Linked DNA regions of Homo sapiens: region 2 is linked to region 1. A link is a loop called in an ENCODE intact Hi-C map of the cell type or tissue named here. Cell type or tissue: endothelial cell of umbilical vein. All regions are shown on one strand. Links, peaks and the distances in the headings refer to the core of each region. The heading gives the core; the rest is flanking DNA. Region 1 overlaps AMPH (amphiphysin). Region 2 overlaps AMPH (amphiphysin).

The links. Hi-C counts contacts between places; a loop is a spot of excess contacts. Peaks named below come from ENCODE experiments on the same cell type or tissue, not always from the same donor. Only the 100,000 strongest peaks of a DNase experiment are listed, where the experiment ranks them.
Region 2: it touches region 1 in a loop (3-fold over the local background); 7 of 110 quality-filtered maps call a loop at or near these places.

What each region holds. Positions count from the first base shown.
Region 1 is chr7:38,379,862-38,390,837 of GRCh38, forward strand. It overlaps AMPH (amphiphysin), which reads right to left. Exons shown (of 21, transcript NM_001635.4): 20 at 9,943-10,044; 21 at 3,843-5,064. The coding sequence ends at 4,957. Among named protein-coding and RNA genes, the nearest start is that of TRG-AS1, 44 kb to the left of the region's middle. In endothelial cell of umbilical vein, for the core only: no CTCF peak of the experiment used is centred there; DNase peaks (open chromatin) are centred at 3,170, 3,560, 6,000 and 10,900; H3K27ac peaks cover 4,512 bases.
Region 2 is chr7:38,554,296-38,562,295 of GRCh38, forward strand. All of the region lies in intron 1 of AMPH (amphiphysin), which reads right to left. Among named protein-coding and RNA genes, the nearest start is that of AMPH, 73 kb to the right of the region's middle. In endothelial cell of umbilical vein, for the core only: a CTCF peak has its summit at 7,219; DNase peaks (open chromatin) are centred at 3,206, 4,686 and 7,116; H3K27ac peaks cover 2,842 bases.

The sequences.
Region 1 (10,976 bases), core at 2,977-10,976:
TGGAAGCAATAATTGGACACTCCAAAGGCAACATTCCTTGGACAACTGGAACACAAATTGAAGGACAGGTCGCTATTGCCCCACCCCACTTCCAGCAACCACAGGAAGGAGGAAAAAAAATTAGGAACAGTAACAGAGAAGGAACAACAAGAGAGGTAAGAAAACAAGGAAAGTTCGTATCTTGGAATCTTGGGGGAGAATTGGAAGTTTGGTGGCATCTCCAAATGCCACAGACAGCACTTTGTGATCACTGGTAGGGTTTTGGAGAGCAGAGCATAATGACACAGAGTTTAATATTTACTGGTGGGAGAGGGTGTAGGGTATCAGCCATGTGGCAAGGTGCGTATGGACAAGGCACTCCTGGGCTGGACTGGTTTTACAGGGCATCAGAGTGCAGCAGGGAGGGAAATAAGCATGCAATTCTGACCCAACCCTCAAGAATCAAACAACCTGAGTGTTTGACCTGAGATCGGGGGGACTGGGAATTAACTGGATTTTAGGAAACAAAGATAAAATTTAGATTTCTTTGGAAAGAGCTTCAGGGTACCTACCTGGCCTTCCTCTCAATTTGCATAGATGTAAGGGTTATGTCTCAAATATCTTTTAAGTGGAAAAAGTCACTATTTGCTGCTGCTTGTTAAGTGATCCTTAAAAGGTATTACCAATGAGTCACAAAATATTTGGATGGAATATTAAGCTTATTCGCGCATGGTTTATTTGGCTTTATGAACAACTTATCAACCCCCTACTGTGTGCCTTGAAGAACGCTGCCCGTGAACATCCAGGCGGTCTCCTCCTGGTGATTCAGGACAGGATCATCATCAAACAGGGATGCACCTGCAGGGCTCAAAGATGAACAAAACCACCTGGATCTCCATTTTCTAAGTCTTCCAAGAGAATATTGGTCATTGTCTTCTCTGTGCTGTTACCAAATGTCCGATTCCATTTACTGAAGTCCTAGGAAAGTCTCACACCAGGAAGACGGTAGCTACAGCACTGTGTAGAAAAGCTGTGCGATCTGCTCATCTCCAAGTTCTGACACGTTTGTAAGGTTTTTAGTTGAGTTCCAAGTAAAAACCAGAAGGCAGCTGTTAGTTGGGCTCCTTTGAAAAGAGGAGTAGAGTCCTATCAAGGCCAATCCATTGGCCAGTCTATTTCTAAGGCTTCAAGGTGTTCAGCCATGCAATTTTGCATGGAATAAAGCACTGAGCTTCCGCCATCTTTAAACTCATTGAGTTCTCATAACTTTTGTAGTTTCCCGAAGGCATTTTCTTTAATGGGCCATCTGAATGGGCCATGGGGTCATGCTGGGATTGTTCCAATGACCTGGTTAGAGGCTTCTTTATGTAAGAAAAGAGGGCTCAGAATTCTAAACGTGCACACTCCACTGGGCAGCCTAAGATGTGATGGATATGGTTTTCTGGCTGACTCCAAAGCCACCCCAGCTTTGTCAGGAAGAGCAGGCGTGGTGGAAGCAATGCAACAGCATGGTATGGGAGCTTTTACCTGTCCCAGGGGCCCTGGCTACCCTGAGATAGTGTTAAAAATTGAAATTGCTGGCCAGGTGCGGTGGCTCACACCTGTAATCCTAGCACTTTGGGAGGCTGAGGCCGATGGATCACTAGGTCAAGTTATCAAGACCATCCTGGCCAACATGGTGAAACCCTGTCTCTACTAAAAATACAAAAATCAGCCAGGCATGGTGGCACGCACCCGTAGTCCCAGCTATTTGGGAGGCTGAGGCAGGAGAATTGCTTGAACCTGGGAGGCAGAGGTTGCAGTAGGCTGAGATCATTCTACTGCACTCCAGTCTGGCGACAGAGCGAGACTCTGTCTCAAAAAAAAAAAATTCAAATTGCCAGGCAATTTTACTTTGCAATTATATGCATCACACAGGTTTACATGAGTGACTATTTGTCATATTGGTAGGAATGCCAGGTAGGTGTATGTTTAATAAGAACTACTGGCTTTCTTTCCAAACAGTTCTGACTCATAACTATTTGAAGGTCTGCATGACATTGGGTTTCTAAGAAGAATCTTAAATCATGGAGAGGAAGCTCAGAAAGGACCAAGGCCTGACTGGGTGTGGTGGCTCACGCCTGTAATTCCAGCACTTTGGGAGGCTGAGGTGGGCAGATCATGTGGTCAGGAGATCGAGATCATCCTGGCTAACACAGTGAAACCCCATCTCTACTAAAAAATACAAAAAAAATTAGCCGGGTGCGGTGGCGGGCACCTGTACTCCCAGCTACTTGGGAGGCTGAGGCAGGAGAATGGTGTGAACCCGGGAGGCGGAGCTTGCAGTGAGCCGAGATCACGCCACTGCACTCCAGCCTGGGCAACAGAGCAAGACTCCGTTTAAAAAAAAAAAAAATGAAAGGACCAAGGCCTGGTTCAAGGCCATTTGGGATACAATACAAACTTGCCATTATATGACTGGGTGATGTGCCTAGGATGGGTTGGTGGTGTGAGAACTTGAACGGAATAACTGAGAAAGAGAAGTGGAAAGAACTTTACACTAGTAATCCCAGAAAGTCCTTGAAACTAACATTCCTTAGAAAATCCACTGAAATGGAAAACAATGTTCACTCCACATTCAAGGACATTTCTGGGGAATGCCACCACCACACGCCCATCCCCTCCATCTCCTTCATTTTCAATGCATTAGGAATTCTTGGATTTTGGCAATTCCTGAAACAAACAAACAAAAAATCTGATAACTCTTATTTAGTGTAAAAAAAAATCCAAAGGCATTTTAAAAAACAGGACTAAATAGCTAATTAAAATCACGTCATTTCAGAAGAACTTGTTACATTCATCTAGGAACATTCATCTAGGGCTACAGTTATCTGGGCCATGTCCTGGCAAACTGTACACTGTGAGCAGCCACTGTGGGCAGGAGGGTGAAAGGAATTTAAGAATGATTCATCACATCTTCTGCTCCAGGAGATGTGGCAAGCCAATTATCTTTGCAGAACATTAGGTGCATTTTATTATTAGAGCGAATTTTTCAGTCTTGGCTTTTAACATCCTGTGTGTACTCTACTGTCAGGAGTGGCTTTCTATTACGAATCTTACATTGCTGCATTCCACTTGCTGAATTATCAGTCATGCTCCTGGGCAGTGACATTTGCTTTTCTTGCACTAGAATAGCATTCATGATGACCCAGCTTCTCTGTATATTAGCCCCTGGAAAAATCTTGGCTCAAAAACAGTTATTTCCCTATTCACACTTAAAACAACAAAGTCAGTAATACACCAGGAAGATTCAAACCATGAATCAGGAATACATACTAAATCTAAAAGTCTAATAATATACATTCTTGATCAGCCTATGTTGTATAAAGAATTATATTAGCAGAAAAGAGTCCAAATCAACTAAAAGGATTTGCGTTAAGAATTCTCTTTTGGAAATAATGGCCAAGTGAATTCACTTTTCTATTCCAACTGATCTAATTTTTATGTACCTACGAACATAAACATGCCAAAAAGGAAAGTGACCAGAAAATGAAGCTGGTGTGAGAAGAAATTGCTGATTATGAAGGTCGTAAGATTATCAGTGATTCACGGACTGGGAGTCTACAGCCGGCACCTTTAAGGGCTCTCCGTTGGCAGCTGTTATTGGTGCTGCAGTAATTGCTGGATGTCAGGGAACACCGAGTGACCAGCAATGACTGGAATGAAAGAAGTGGGGAGGTGCGGTGGGGGCGTGGAGTGCAACCTAGTGGAAGAACAAGCATATTTCTGCACAAATAACAACTCCAATACCAACTGTTTCAAGCAGAGTATCCGACTGGAACAAAATTTCCAAAAAAAAAAAAAAAAAGACTCATCAAAAGGAATTAGGGTAATCGTTGAAGATTACCAAAGGTTTATTTGGAATGACACAGCACTGAAAACATAATTGTTACAGATGATTTGTGGATACAGCATACACCATCTATTTTACTTTAGAACAATCTGTGAAGATGAGTTGCATAAATAGAAAGAGGTGGAAATATAGAGGAGCTGTTTTTATAGTGTTCTTTTGGGGGTAGATGAATATGCCCCATCTTTCTACCCAATCTCATAAAGGCAGAAGAGAAGACTGCTTAGCTGCCCATCCCAACTAGCCTACCTCCAGCCACAGCGGCTGGACAGCTAGATAAATCAGGCCCTGCCTTCTCTGAGGGTGCCTCAGTGTAGTCGTGCTATCTGTCATCTCATCCTGAAAACTGCACAGTACAAACACAGATACTGTTGACTCTTTTGCCAATGGGATGGCTGGTTTTGCCATTAGGCAAAACTGCAATTGTAATGCCAGACAGAATAAGAGCAATGCATGTATCAATGACAATTGAGAGGCAAAGAGCTACAATGGAAAGGAAAGAAGCAACTATGTATATGTAGCCTTCTGCATACACATAGATCCAGGAGTCATGGGAACTAGCTTGCGTGACTGTGTGTCCATATATATATAGATGTGTTGGAAAAGAACATTGAGAACTTTTGCAGCAGTTTAGTTTTAAACATAGTAAACCTGAAAGGGAGCGAGAGCACGTGCTCACACCTGGGCAGGGGAATAAGATAATCTTGTACTACAGGATAATTCATCACATCTTCTGCAGGGCAGCCACTCAATACGATACACCTGATGCAGAGAAATTAAAGTCTGATCTGGAGAAAGCTACTTTAGAATTGGTGGGAGGGGATCAAGTACAAGAGTCTCCACAGCTTGGACAAAGCACAAACAAACCTGTTATTGACAACATGGGAATGAGTGAGGATTTTTTCCTTAATTTACTTTTTTTCCTCTTACATTTTTTTGCACACATGCTCCATTGATACATCTTCCCAAGGTTTGTCTGGCATCAGTCTGTAAATCATTAAGAGCATAATAACAAAAGTGAACTCTTCAGGTTTTCATGAAGGTTTAAAAACCCCGTAACTGAGCTCCTTCTTGCAGTACTTGTTGCCCTAATCTAAGCGTCGGGTGAAGTTCTCTGGAAAGAGGCCTTTGTAGGTGGCAAGGTCTCTGTACTGAAGCCAGTCTGATTCCTTCACTCCCACCAGCCAGCCTGCATCCTGAAAAACAATGACAGAACTTTCAGGGTCCAGCAAACTACTGGAAAATCCACACTGCCACAATTAATTAATAATGTGTTACATTAGTGTTGTGGTTCTGAACCAGGATGTCACATTACAGGTAAAGTGCTGTGCCGTGATCAATGGGAAGGCCTATCCCAAATAAGTTGTTAGTTAAAAAAAAAAAGAAAAAGAAAAAGAAGGAATAAACATTTGCAATGACTTATTGACTGTATAAAGTATAGCTAATGCTTTGTACATTGTGACTGTACAAAGCATAGTTAATTGATATTAACTGGATTATAATATGAGTTCTTAAAGAGGAGAAAAGGATTACAATTACAACCAGTGCAAAGACAGGAATACCATGTGAAAGCATTTCATGCACAAGAGCATGACCTGTTCTGGGGTCACAGTGTAAAAAAGGTTTGAGGTTGCTTGGGTTAGAATGGAATACTGATGAGGCCATGGAATATCTTATATTTCATCCCAAGCCACTTGCTCATAAGAAAGAACTCTGACCCCCAGCTCATATCCTATAACCCCAATAAACTACCTATGTAGATGTAGGGCTCATCAAATACTAAAAGCTAGATGTGTGTTGCCTTATATTACTATTTTTGTTTTTATAATACCTAATTTTTCAAGTTTATATAAACTACAAAGCAGTTGGATGTCATGGCATTCTTGCTGGAAGCGCTCCTATATCCTTTATAAATTATTCCTCATAAACATTTGTCTGTCATATAGAAGTGCCATCACAAAAATGAAACAGTTTGCCCCAGAAAGGGTAAAGAACCCATCCATATATGGTCATGCAGAATGGGAGATGATACTTAAAACTGAGAAACAGAGGCTGTGGTCTGCCCTTGGCTTCCTGAAGTTAAGCAGAGTCTAGCTGGAAAAGCTGTGTTGAAAGGAACAGTGGGAAATGAGACCATAGGAAGTGCAAGGAGTGGGAAATGACTATCTTTATTATGTTAACCAGTGCAGAAAGGAAATTCCAGTTCAGATGAGGGATGGCCAGGTTTAGTCTGAACAAACCCCCAACATAGTTCAAGTATATCAGATAAAATGAGGCCTCAAAAATTAAATGAAGAAGCTGAATTCATTCCCTTTTGATATAATCTGAGACTCTAAATTGATGCTGCCATATAGACAAGAAATATAAGTATTTAGACAGCCCAATTTTTGAAGGCAGGAAAAAAACCGCTGAGGAAAAAAACGACTCAATAAAATAACTGATAATATCCTAGCTGATGAGGAAAAGTGCCCTCTTTAAAATTATGATGTCATATATGTGAAGGACAAAGCTATGCTTAAAATAAAAGATGATAGCTAAATATTTTCTGAAGCTCTAGAAAGCATATAAAAGGTCATTTTTCCCCCACAAGTGTCTATATTTGACTTTATTTACAGTAGGTGAAAAATCTAATGGAGCCAAGTAGAGTTAAGCACTTAAAAATTGTTTCAATAAAGAAAACAAGTAAAGGACTACACAAACCCACAATCAAGATATATTCCAACACATATAATCTGAAAGACAACTTGTAAAGAATATTAGCCAACATCAATCTTTAGCTGAGGAAAATATAAAAAATTAAATATTAACTGCTTAAAATATGTGGTAGAAAAAGATTTCCTGTCTTGGTAATGGTAGAATGGCTTGTATTAGACAACTCCTTCTGGAGAGAATAATTAAAAACATTGGAATAACTATATATCTCCAAATATCTATATATACACATATGCAACTATTTATATAAACAAACAACTCTTGGTTATACAATATATAAAGTGTAAATTTATATATAATGGGATGGGTATAAATAATGGGTAAAACTATTTGAAGATGCTGGAAATGACCAAAAGGAGGCAGAAATTAGAAAGTATTTGACCCTTGAAAGTAGAGAACTGCAAGGGGTGAGATCTATGCTGATACAGCTTTTCCCCTGAGGATTATCCTCACTCAGTGTGATGTGGGGCATTCACAGCATAGAGTGTAAGGCTCCCAGAGAAGCTGTACACTCAGGGGGGTTATCTTGAAAAGAAAGGAATCACTGGGGGATGGGTATCCTAACGTATGTGGATAAACTGCCTTGAAATCCTGGGCTGACCCCCAAGCTGTGCATGCATAAAGGGTACAGACCCACCCTAACAAAGTATAAAACCAACTCCCATCAATTCAAGGGAATTATCCAGTAATTTATATGTCTGCTAAAACAAAAATAAGCAATTTTCAGATATAGAAAACAGAGTCAGACTCTTTACCACGTATGGTCTACCTACTATGTCTAGTATCAATTAAAAAATTATTAGACATGGAAAAACAGGAAAATATGACCAAAAGATTAAAAAGCAAACAATAGAAATATGCCCTGAGATGGCCCAGCTGTTGGAATTAGCAGTAAGAAATTTAAGGCAGCTATTATAAATTTGTTCAAGTATATAAATTGAGAGACAGTAATAATGAAAGACTATAAGTGGGAAATCTCAGCCAAGAAATGGAAACCCATATGAAATAACAATATGGAAATGAAGAATTGTAAGAATCTAATATCTGAGATGAAAAAGTCACTGGATAAATTTAACTACGAACTCAAAGTAGCAGAGGAAACACTCATAGCACTTGAAGGCAGATCAATAGAAATTATCCAACCTGACTACCAGAGAGAAATAGTGAAAGAAAAAGAACAGCATCTTAGCTATCAAGAAGTCCAACTTAAGTATAATTAGAAACCCAGAAAAAAAGAACAAAGAGAATAATTCAGAAAAAAATTAAAGATAAAAAGCAAATGTAGTGAAAAACATTAGGTTACAAGTCTAAGGATCTCAGTGATTTTCAAGTATGAAGACCATAAAAAAAAAAAACCTACCCAAGCACAATATATTTAAACTGATGAAAATCAAAGATACAGCGAAATTTATTAAAAGTAGTCAGGGAAAGTCACTTTGCATACAGAGAAGCAATATTAAACAAATGACAGCTGATTTCTAATTATAAACAATAGAGACCAGAAAACAATGAAACATGTTTAAAGAGTTGAAAGAAAAAAAAATCAACTCAGATTTCTACCTTAGTGAAAGTATTGTTAAAAATTAAGAATAATAAAGACATTTTCAGATATACAGAAGCCAAGAAGATTTGCTGCCAGCAGACTAGCACTTCAGAAATAGCTAAAGGAAGTTCTTTAAGCAGAAAGGAAATTAAGACCAGATAGAAACTCGGACTTAAGGAAAGAATGAAGACCTGGAAATGGTAAACATGGTGGTAAACATAAAAGACTAACTTTTTTTCCTTTTATTTCTTTACAAAATAACTTCTGGTTAATGCAGACAAAAATCCCATTATAAATGGGATTTTTAATATCTTTGAGATGTGTGATGCTGACACCTTTTCTTTGTATTGGTAATTTATGCTTTGTGACTTTTCTTTCTTGAGTATTTCTAAGGTTTTAATAATTTTGTTAATCCTCTCAAAAACCTACTTTCGGCTTTATCAATTTTATCTGTTATAGTCCTTTATTGCATTCATTTGTGAATTTATTTTTATTATTTTCTTCCTTCTATGCATTTTTCTATTTAATTTCTATTTAATGATCATTATGAAATTTTTTTTTAACTCACACTATGATTTATTTGACCCATGGGTTATTTAGAAGTGTATTTTAAAATTTTTAAATCTTTGGGGGCTTTTAAAGATATATTATTGTTATTAATTTTTTGTTTTTTGAGACGGGGTCTTGCTCTGTTACCCAGGCTGGAGTGCAGTGGTGTGATCATGGCTCACTGCAGCCTTGAATTCCTGGGCTCAAGTGATCCTCCCATGTCAGCTTTTTGAGTAGCTAGGACTACAGGTGCACACTGCTGCACCCAGCTAATTAAAAAAAAAATTTTTTGTAGAGATGAGGTCTTGCTATGTTGACCAGGCTGGTCTGGAACTCCTGGCCTCAAGTGATCCTCCTGCCTTGGCCTCCCAAAGTCCTGGGATTACAGGCATGAGCCACCCTGCCCAGCAGATTATTGTTATATAAATTTCCAATCTATTTTATTGTGGTAGAGACTGCTTGACCCAACACCTGATGTATCTTGGTAAGTGTGTTGTCAAAAGAAAGAACAAAATGTTGAACATATTAAGTCTTAACCTCAAAGGCAGTGATGCTTGAATTTATTTTTTAAGGGGAGAGCTCATAAATCTCTTTGAGAATAGTATGGAAGTTAGAGTTTTTCTCTCCAGAAAAATATGTTTACAGATGCATTTACTTGCTCTGCATACCATTTCAAGGGCTCACATATTTTATGAATGAGAACAAGATGGGAGTTCTCAGTACCTTACATCAGACCACTCTTTTAGGAAGTGATATTTTTAAAGAATCTCTTTAAGTTGAGGTATAACTTAAATACTGTGTAATGCAGAGATGATTAGGTATATATAGTTCAATGAGTTTTGACAAATACATGCAGACATCCCTCTCAAGATACAAAGCATTTCCATCACTCCAGAGGGTTCCCCAGGTTCTTTCCTCATCAATATCCACACACCCAGAGGCAACCACTTTTGAAGGGGTCTTTTAGTTCACATTCATAGTGTCTGCATTTCCTGAAGACAGGTGTTACAGAGATAACATTCCCAGAAAGTGGTTACGTGATAAGAAACAGTCAACTGTTTGTATTATATAAAAAAAGAATGCAACAGCATCCCAAAAGGGTGTCCTAGAAACCTCGTTAATGATCTATGCTGTCACAAGCCCTTAAGCCCTTTTCAGATGGCTTGTAGCATCTCAGAAAATAGAAACATCTTTAGGAAGTGATTGTGTCCAACAGACCCTCAGAAAAAAATCAACGTAGCCCAAAGCATCTTCCTATCTTTTCTTTTACCTGATCAGCTTCTGAATCTGAGGGGACCACCAGCACCACATCACCCCTTTGTAAGGTAAGTTCATCAGAATTTGCTGCCTCAAAATCATGCAGTGTTTCCACCTGCAGAAGATAAGAATACATAAAAATCAATTTCCCAGCCAGATTTCAAGCAGACACTCTTACAAGTCACTCTCCAACCTGGATGAAAAGAGGAAGATATTTGCCATATCCCAAGGAGGAAGAAGGCCTCTAAAGCCAGAAGGGAAGTCCTATTCTCTGATATGAGGCCATTCATATGTATATTTATTAATAGTAATGCAATGCCCTCTACAACAGGGAAAAGCACTATATTAATCAAATTTTAATTCATCTTATTTTTGTTAGAGATTTGCATTTTATTATCGCTGATGCTTTATTACTGTTTGTTGTTTAACTGGAACCCAAAATGTCTAAAGCTCCTCTAACCCCAGCTTCTGTCAAATAATAATAAGGAAAACCACCACTTGCAGGTTATACAGTAATTACTACTAAATAAAACTCTGTGATCAATTCTGTGTAAATATATTTCCTTCCTTCCCTATCCTACCTTATATACAATGGCAACCAGTTTCTTTTCCTTTCCCATTTTGAAAAAGATTTCCTTAAAATTTTATTATAGAAAAATATTTTAAAGCAGAAGAAATAACATAATGAACCCCTATGCGTCTGTCACCCAGTCTGAATCACTCTACTGTCATGGCTGATTTTATTTTTCCCACCTTTCCCTCAACTCCACCCCTGAGAGTAAACATTGGCTTTTAAAGTGTGTATTTTGCCATTGAGCATATTCATAGAATCACAAGCTGTCAGAGCTGGAAATGGATTATGTTATCCCTAAATTAATTTTTCTGATTGGAAAACTGATACCCAGAGAGAGGGTCTATATGGGGTGCCTTAGGTTATTCTACAGTTAGTGAGGAGGCCAGAATGGGCCCAGCAAGCTCCAGCCGTGCTTGGCACAAGGCTTCTTGGACTGCTTGTGCTCCAGTTAAAACGGAACCTGGCAGGAAACA
Region 2 (8,000 bases), core at 1-8,000, 170 kb after region 1:
TGTCTGCTCCATGTGTATGTCTCAGAAGAATTCACAATCATGTTCTATAGAAGGCTAAAATCAGTAAATGAGCGTTTTTGTGAAGTCACAATGTGATTTAGCCTTTCTGGAGTACACTTTGGCAGCATTTATCAAAATCCCTTAAAATGTCTATACTTATTGACCCAGCAATCCTACTTCTATAAATATGCTTTAAAAAAAATCAAAGATATGCCCAAAGATAAGACTACAAGAATGTTCATTATAAATACTTTACTTATAATAGCAAAACAGTAATGGCAAACTAAATATCCAAAAATAGTTAGTTAAATATATTACTGGCATTTCCACTTCTTAAATTATGAGTGGGCTAGAAACCCAGAACAACTCTCCAACTCAAAATTTCCAGACAAAATATAAGCTTGTTTTCAATGCATTGCTGAGCTAGCAGAAAGTCAGGAATTCCACAAGGCCAATAAAATGGTGTGGGAGGCTTTAGCCCAGAGGGCATCTTCCACTGTTTTGACAGCTGCACTGGTGGGACCAATCAGATATAAAGTTTAGATACGGCTAAGCCAGAGTGAGAAGTCTACCAGGAGATGCACACCCTCTTCTCCCCAACCTTAACCTGCATAAGGTTAAGACCCCAAGGGGTTACACTTTCAATGTGAATTAAGGTACCTGTAAATGGTGAATTAGAATTATACCTGTCCCCAGAAGGAGAGCATAAAGAAAAGTTGCCTGTTTTGACCTGGCTATTGGGGGAAGTGGAAAGAAACCCTTTCCTTGAAGTGGTGAGCACAACTTGGCCATGGCATTTGAGGTCCACAGTCCCATGTCAGGGCAAGAGTTAGAATCTCAAGTGGAGAATTTCATTTAATGCAGTTCTTTGGGAGACCAGTGAACAATCACTTGAGGCCAGGTATTCAAGACCAGCCTGGGTAGCATAGTGAGAACCTGTCTCTAACACAATTTAAAAAAAAAAAAAAAAATTAGCCAAGCATGGAGGCTTACACCTGTAGTCCCAGCTGTGGGTAGGAGGATTGCTTGAGCCCAGGAGTTTGAGGCTACAGTAAGCTATGATCATGCCACTATACTCCAGCCTGGGTGGCAGAGAGAGACCCTGTCTTTAAAAATAATAAATACATACATTCATAAATAATAAAGCAGTTCTGAGCTGATGAATTCATAGTCCCCTCATTGATGGTACCTGCAAGGGCTGGCCTTGACAAACAAAAATCTCCTCTGGAGGAATTTAACTTCAGCCCCATCTTCAAAGAATTCCCATGTGTTAGGTTCTAAGGAATATTATAATAAGGAATGCTAGGCTTAATAATAAATTCATTTCCAGAATCTTCATAAACACAGGAAAATATTCACAGTATTTTACTATGTGAAAAATTCTGTATGATAATAAGAAAATTATAAAAATTAGATAGATCTGAAGGCTATGAGCAAGTATGTTTCCACTGCCTAAAGTCAACAGGGATCAAATTATGGGTTTTCCCACTTTTTTCTCATAATTTGTAGTGTTTTCCAAATGTTCTATAAGCATATATACTTTAGATATTAGAAAAAAAATTTATTGAGAAAGCCAAATACCACATGTTCTCACTTATAAGTGGGAGCTGAGCATTGGGTACACATGGACATAAAGATGGCAACAACAGACAATGGGGACTCCTAGAGCTTGTGGGGAAGGAGGAGGGAAGGAGGAGGCTAAACTAACTATTGGGTACTATGTTCAGAATCCATTGTACCCTAAACCTCAGTATCACACAATATACCCAGGCAACAAACCTGCACATGTACCCCCTGAGTCTAAAATAAAACTGGAATAAATAAAATAAATATTAAAAATAAAAATCAAAAGAAGATAAAATTAATTGTTTTAATTTGAAAAGAAAAAGAAAGCTATTCAACAAAACAGCCTTGAAAAGAACATCCCAACCTTTAAAAAAATGTGATCGAATTCCTGCTATCTTTTGGTTCCCCTAAAGAAAATACTAGCCGAAGCACTGATGTGAGCATTGCATAATTTTACTGTTATTAGACACCTGCTGTATGCCAGACCCTGCTAGGCATAAGAGGAAAAAAAATGAATGAGAAACTGCCCAGGCCTTCAGGAGCTCACAGCTGAGATGGGGTTTCAGAAATGAAGTAAGTGTAAAGCCCAGTGTGCCTGACGGGCTCACTCACCAGATATGGGGAGATACCAGCGAAGGCCCTCACTCACTGTAGTCCCGCAGTCAAGGAGGGCTTTCAGCCTTCTTCTTAAAGGATAACTGGGGGCGACTCAGGCAGAAGGGAAGGGAAAAGGTGCTTCTGGCAAAGGAGAAAGCACATCATTCACACCACCCTCCACTCCTGCACTCTCTGCCCCCTGCTCTGCTTTATTTTTCATCACAGCAAATGTCACTACATTATTTATGTAGTTGTTTCCTCATTTGGTATCTGTTTCCCAATTCCACTGTAAGTTTCATGAGGGAAAGGGCTTTGTCTGGTATACCGCTATCCCCATTATGTGCTAGACATAAAGACGGCAACAACAGACACTGGGGACTACCAGAGTGGGAGGGACGGAGGATGGCAAGAGGGGAAAACTAACTCTTGGGTACCATGCTCAGTATCTGGGCGTACATATGCTTAAGCAAATTGACTTGGATGAATGAATGAAAGAGAGGCAAGAAAGAGAAGCATGAGCGTAGAACAATACTATGCTTCAGTTCATTGTCTTCGGACCACAACACCAAATTCCCAAGAGCAACAGGGATCCCTTGAGGAGGACAAGGGGATGATATGGTCCAGGACAGCTGTGTAGAGGACTGATTTGGGGTGGGAAACAAGGGAAGCATGGGACAAAACAGCAGGCAAGAAAGAGAAACTGAACAAAGGCGCGGGAATAGCTATATCCACTCATTCATCCCACAACTACTTAAACTACACGTGATTACATGAAAGTGACACAGCTATAGTAGTTATCACAGCCATGGGTATAGTAGTTCCTAACCCAGGTGATGTGGTTTGGCAGTGTCCCCACCCAAATCTCATCTTGAATTGTAGCTCCCACAATCCTCACATTTTGTGAGAGAGATGAGGTGGAGATAATTGAATCATCAGGGCGGTTTCCCACTATCCCTGTTCTCATTGATAGTGAGTGAGTTCTCACAAGTTCTGATGGTTGTATAAGGGGCTTTCCCCTTCACTGGGCACTCATTCTTCTCCTTGCTGCTGCCACGTGAAGCAGGATGTGTTTGCTTCCCCTTCGGCCATGATTGTAAGTTTCCTGAGACCTCCCCAGCCATGCTGAACTGTGAGTCAATGAAATCTCTTTCCTTTATAAGTTTCCCAGTCTCTGGTATGTCTTTATTAGCAGCATGAGAACAGACTAACACACCAGGCCCTGCTGTAATCTCTGGAGATAACGGCTGTGAACAAGACAAAGGCCCTCCTCCATGGAATTTATATTCTCTTGTGAGAGACAGTTAAAAAAAATTGAATAAAATAATTTTAAATAGTAATTCATCCCAGCACTTTGGGAGGCTGAGGCAGGTGGATTGCCTGAGCCTAGGAGTTTGAGACCAGCCTGGGTAACATAGCAAAACCCAGTCTCTACTAAAAATAAAAAAAAATTAGCCACGCATGGTGGCACACGCTGTGACCCCAGCTACTCAGGAGGCTGAGGTAGGAGGATTGCACTCCAGCCCGGGTGATAATGAAGCCCTGTATCAAAAAAAAAAAAGTATTTCATGTTATATGAAGAAAAATACAGGAAAGGAAAAAAGAGAAAGATCCATGAAACATTTAAGAGGTAAAAACCGCAAGACAAAGTAACCACAAAGCTGCCTATGAATTTTCAGAATGCTCCATCTTGACTTCAGTGCTAAAGTAAAGAATCTTCCTGAACACTCTAAGCACAGTTTCTAGAGAAAGTCCATCTAATCAAGAGCACATAACAGATGGTTCTTGATCTAGTTCCACAACACACAGCTCAAGGGCAATGCACTGATGGTTTGGGGCTGCCATATACCAGGGGTTCTGCACCACCCACAGGCGACAGAAGCAGGTGGAGTGCACCTGGCCAAAATCCATTGCTTGGGATTCCAAAGAGAGAGCCTTTGGCAATGCAGCTCTGCAATTAGCGGTCTGGTTTTATACTGCATCTTTGCTCGCTCAGAGAATTGAAACTCTTCTGGACCTAAGGAGTTGTCTCCAATGCCAAACGTTAAATCTGAGGAACAGTTTTAAACACTGATTAATGCTATTTTTAGTCTGCAAGATGGTGGGAAAGACAGGAATAATGATGGGAAGGAGGGAGGAGGTGGTTAGTAAACACCTGGTTAAGAAAGACATAAAGCATTTCCTTTTAATGGAATGTTTGTTGGTTAAGAGATATAAAACAACATGTTATGTAACAATTTTCCTATCTCGAAGAAAGTTGCCTTAGAAAGACGCTGATGCTGGTTCAGCATTTGTCCTGAGACACATCCTGCTGACACACTGTACTCCGGTGACCCAGGCCAGTCAACATGGGGACAAAAGGCATCTAGAGTGACAATTGATGAAAGAAAATAACAGTCTCCTGTTTTTGCAATTGGCACGTATATAAGAAACAGACCTGCATAAAGAAGCTTATTTTGCATTCTTCTACTTGTAGTCACTCCTTTTAATCTATACTGGCAGCAACATACCAAACAGGAAACAGTGAGACATAAGGAAATTTATATATAGATTCTGAATCCAAGAACAGTTCATTTAATGAAAAACTAAAGTCACAAAGGACATGCCCTTTCCATGTTCACGTTGTCAAACTGTATAATTCATGTGTTTTCCAGCCTTCTCAGGTTCCTAGGGACCCACAAAGTGTGCAGCTTGCCAGCTGCCAGCATTTTGTAACACGGCCTGTGGGCAAACCCAGCAGGCCCACTACTGAAATCACAACCAGTTACCCAGCCGTATTACTTCAGCTTCTCTCCTGATTATGGCAACAGCAAATAACAGAGCAGTCAAAGGACTGCCTCATTTACAGCTCACCCGCACAAGGTGAATATAGATGAAGGACGATGAGGTGTAAATCTAATTTTTAGGCCGGAGAACAACAGACAGTGGTTTCTACAGAATGTCCTGGAAGAAAGTCAGGCACACTGGGTTTCCCGATGGAATGGGGAGCCAGGGATCCCAGCAATACACCCCAGTCAGCCCTCACTGACAATAGGCTCACATGACCAGCTGGATCCCTGAGTCAGACTATATAGAAACAAATGGAAGTTCCACCTTGTCTCTCTGACACTTGGGGATGTCTAATTTTCACAACTTCACTTACTGAATACTTATGCTGTGCCAAAAACGGTGCTGCATGCTTTATTTCACTTAAGCCTCACAAATACCCTATAATATAGGTACATTACTAGTCCCATTTTACAGATGAGAAAACTGAGGCTTATAGGTTGGAGTAATTGGCCTAATGTCGCATAATTAGTAAGTGATAGAACTGGGACTAGAATTCCAGATCTGTGCTTTCGATAACCTATTCCTGCTTCAGTATGCCGAGTTTGTGGATCATCTCAGGTCAGGAGATCCCATCATGCTCCTCTTGCAGCTGACACCTATGGCGCCTGTATACATGGATTAGTGGCTGGGATCACCTAACCAGTCCACTTGAAGCACAAAGCAATATGATAAAACAAAAGTGGCATCCACAGATAATTCTTCTGTTTCATATGGAATTCTGCTCATTGGTATACTGTGGTTACAAAAAGGCCCACAAAATCTTTCATTTCCTGTATGCAGTCTGCTTCGCAGTGTGACCCTTCAGCTCCTCCCATGAAGAGGTGAAGGCTATCTCTCCACCCTTGAATTTGAAATTAGCCAAGTGATTTTCTGTGGCCAATGAGAATTTAACAAACTATAGGCAAGCGGAGGCTTGAAAAGTCCCTACTCATGATTATACTTTCTTTTGCTTAAGAATCCTGGGCCCTCCTCTCTGTGGACAAACCCAGGCTAGTTTGTTAGATGATGCAGTACACACAGCCATCTCATCCCAACCGCCCCAGCCAATAGCGAATCAACCACCTATCAGTCCATCCAGCCCCAGAAACTTGCAACCTCAGTTGATATTAGCTGAGACAGCCCAGACCAGGAGAATTCCCACCTGGCCCATGGAATTGAGAGAAATGATAAACATTTGTTGTTTTCAGCCACTAAGTTTTGGGATGGTTTGTTACACAGTGCAAGCTAGCTGGCACAAGAATTTAGAAAGTAAAGCTCTGACATCTTTGCAGTATTATCAGTAGCACAACGTAACTTGGGCCACATTCCTCTCATCCAGACAGCACTGCTAGATGGGTTATGTCTGTTCAAGAAGAGAACTTGTTCTAAATCCAAGCCAGTAGCACAATGCATGTTTGTTTGTTTTATTTTGTGTTGTTTGCAGCCTACCTCATTCCCAACAGTTTTGAATTGAGTACCACTCCTAGGGTGGTTCCCAAGGCTAGCTGCAGCACAGCACAATCACCTGGGTAGCTTCGAAAAAATACTGATGCACTAGGCCCATCCTCAGGGATGCTGATTTCCTTGGTCTGGGGTGAGGCTGAAGTCTGGCTATTTTATTTTCTAGAATCAGAATGTGATACCTCTGCCATTGGCTAAATGATATGTTATATTTATTACTTGTTCTCTCAAACTTGGGCTATCAGGAAACTTTAAAAACCCATGCTTTCAATTAAAGCAAGTTAACTCTTTCACTAGGAAAAGTTATCTTTAATGAAGCATCAACAGATGCTTAGCCTTTCCTGAAGCACTTAAATGTCAGTATTTGCAGGCCAGTAACCAAGACCCACAGCAGGCATGTGGTTAAACTAACAGGGAAGGCATATGGCCACTGCCATGTGAGATCTCAGCAAGTCACTGAACCTCTCCTATATTCATCTTTCCTATTTGGAAATAGGTAGGTGTTGAATAACGAACCACGAAGTTCCCCTCCAGCCCTGAAAGCATGACTGTTTAATAGTTATCAACATTCCAAGCTAAATGAGCAATACCTGGTTCCTCTCATGAGGTTAGACTGCTAGCCCTGTCTTATCCTCCAGAAAGTGTCATATGTACAGCCCAGAGGTACCAGCACAATGGGTCATGCATCAGTCACTGACTCAGTCAAGAAGCAGAGTGCCAACATGTGTCAAGCATTGTGCTAGGCACTGCACAACAGAAAGAGGGCGAAATGCTGGCATTCCTGAGCTTATCCTGTTTAGAGAGAAGCAGAGGAGAGAAAAATAAAACCACAGAGCTTCATGACTGGCACTTGATTGAACCCTCAATGAAGGAGAAAGGTGGAACCACTTCCGGTTCAGATGAAGGAGGGTGCTGAGAACTGAATGTTTGTGTCCCAGCGAAATTCATATGTTGAAACCCTAATCTTCAATGCCATGGTACTTGGAGATGGGGCCTCTGGGAGGCAAATAGGTTTAGATGAGGTCCTTGGGATGAAGCCCCCATAATGAGATTAACGTCCTTATAAGGAGAGGAACAGACACCAGCGTTTCCTCTCTCTGCCATAAGAGAACACAGCAAGAAGGTGGCCATCTGCAAAAGCAAGAAGAGGCTTCTCACTAGACCCAGAATCTCCTGGCACCTTGATCTTGGACTTGTAAGAAAAAAAAAAAAGTGTTGTTACTTAAACCACCCAGTCTATATGTTTTTTTTTTTTTGTTATGGCAGCCGAGGCTGACTAAGACAGAAGACTTTTCCAAAAACGGTGGGACTTCAGATGAGGGCCAAGTAGAAAACAAGGTGGGGAAGTGAGATAGGTGGAAATGAAGGAGAGGAAGAAAAAAGTCATTTCATGGAAGGAAACGTGAGGCTAAAAGAGAAAAATGAAAAAAGTCAGCAAGGTAAGCACAGAGCAACCTCCCTAGACAGAGAAAGAAAAAAAAATGGTTTGTTTAATCCTAAGCAAAACACATTGACACTTTCTATTCTTTCCAATAAACCTGACATTCAAAAGAGAAAGTCATCATTGTCTG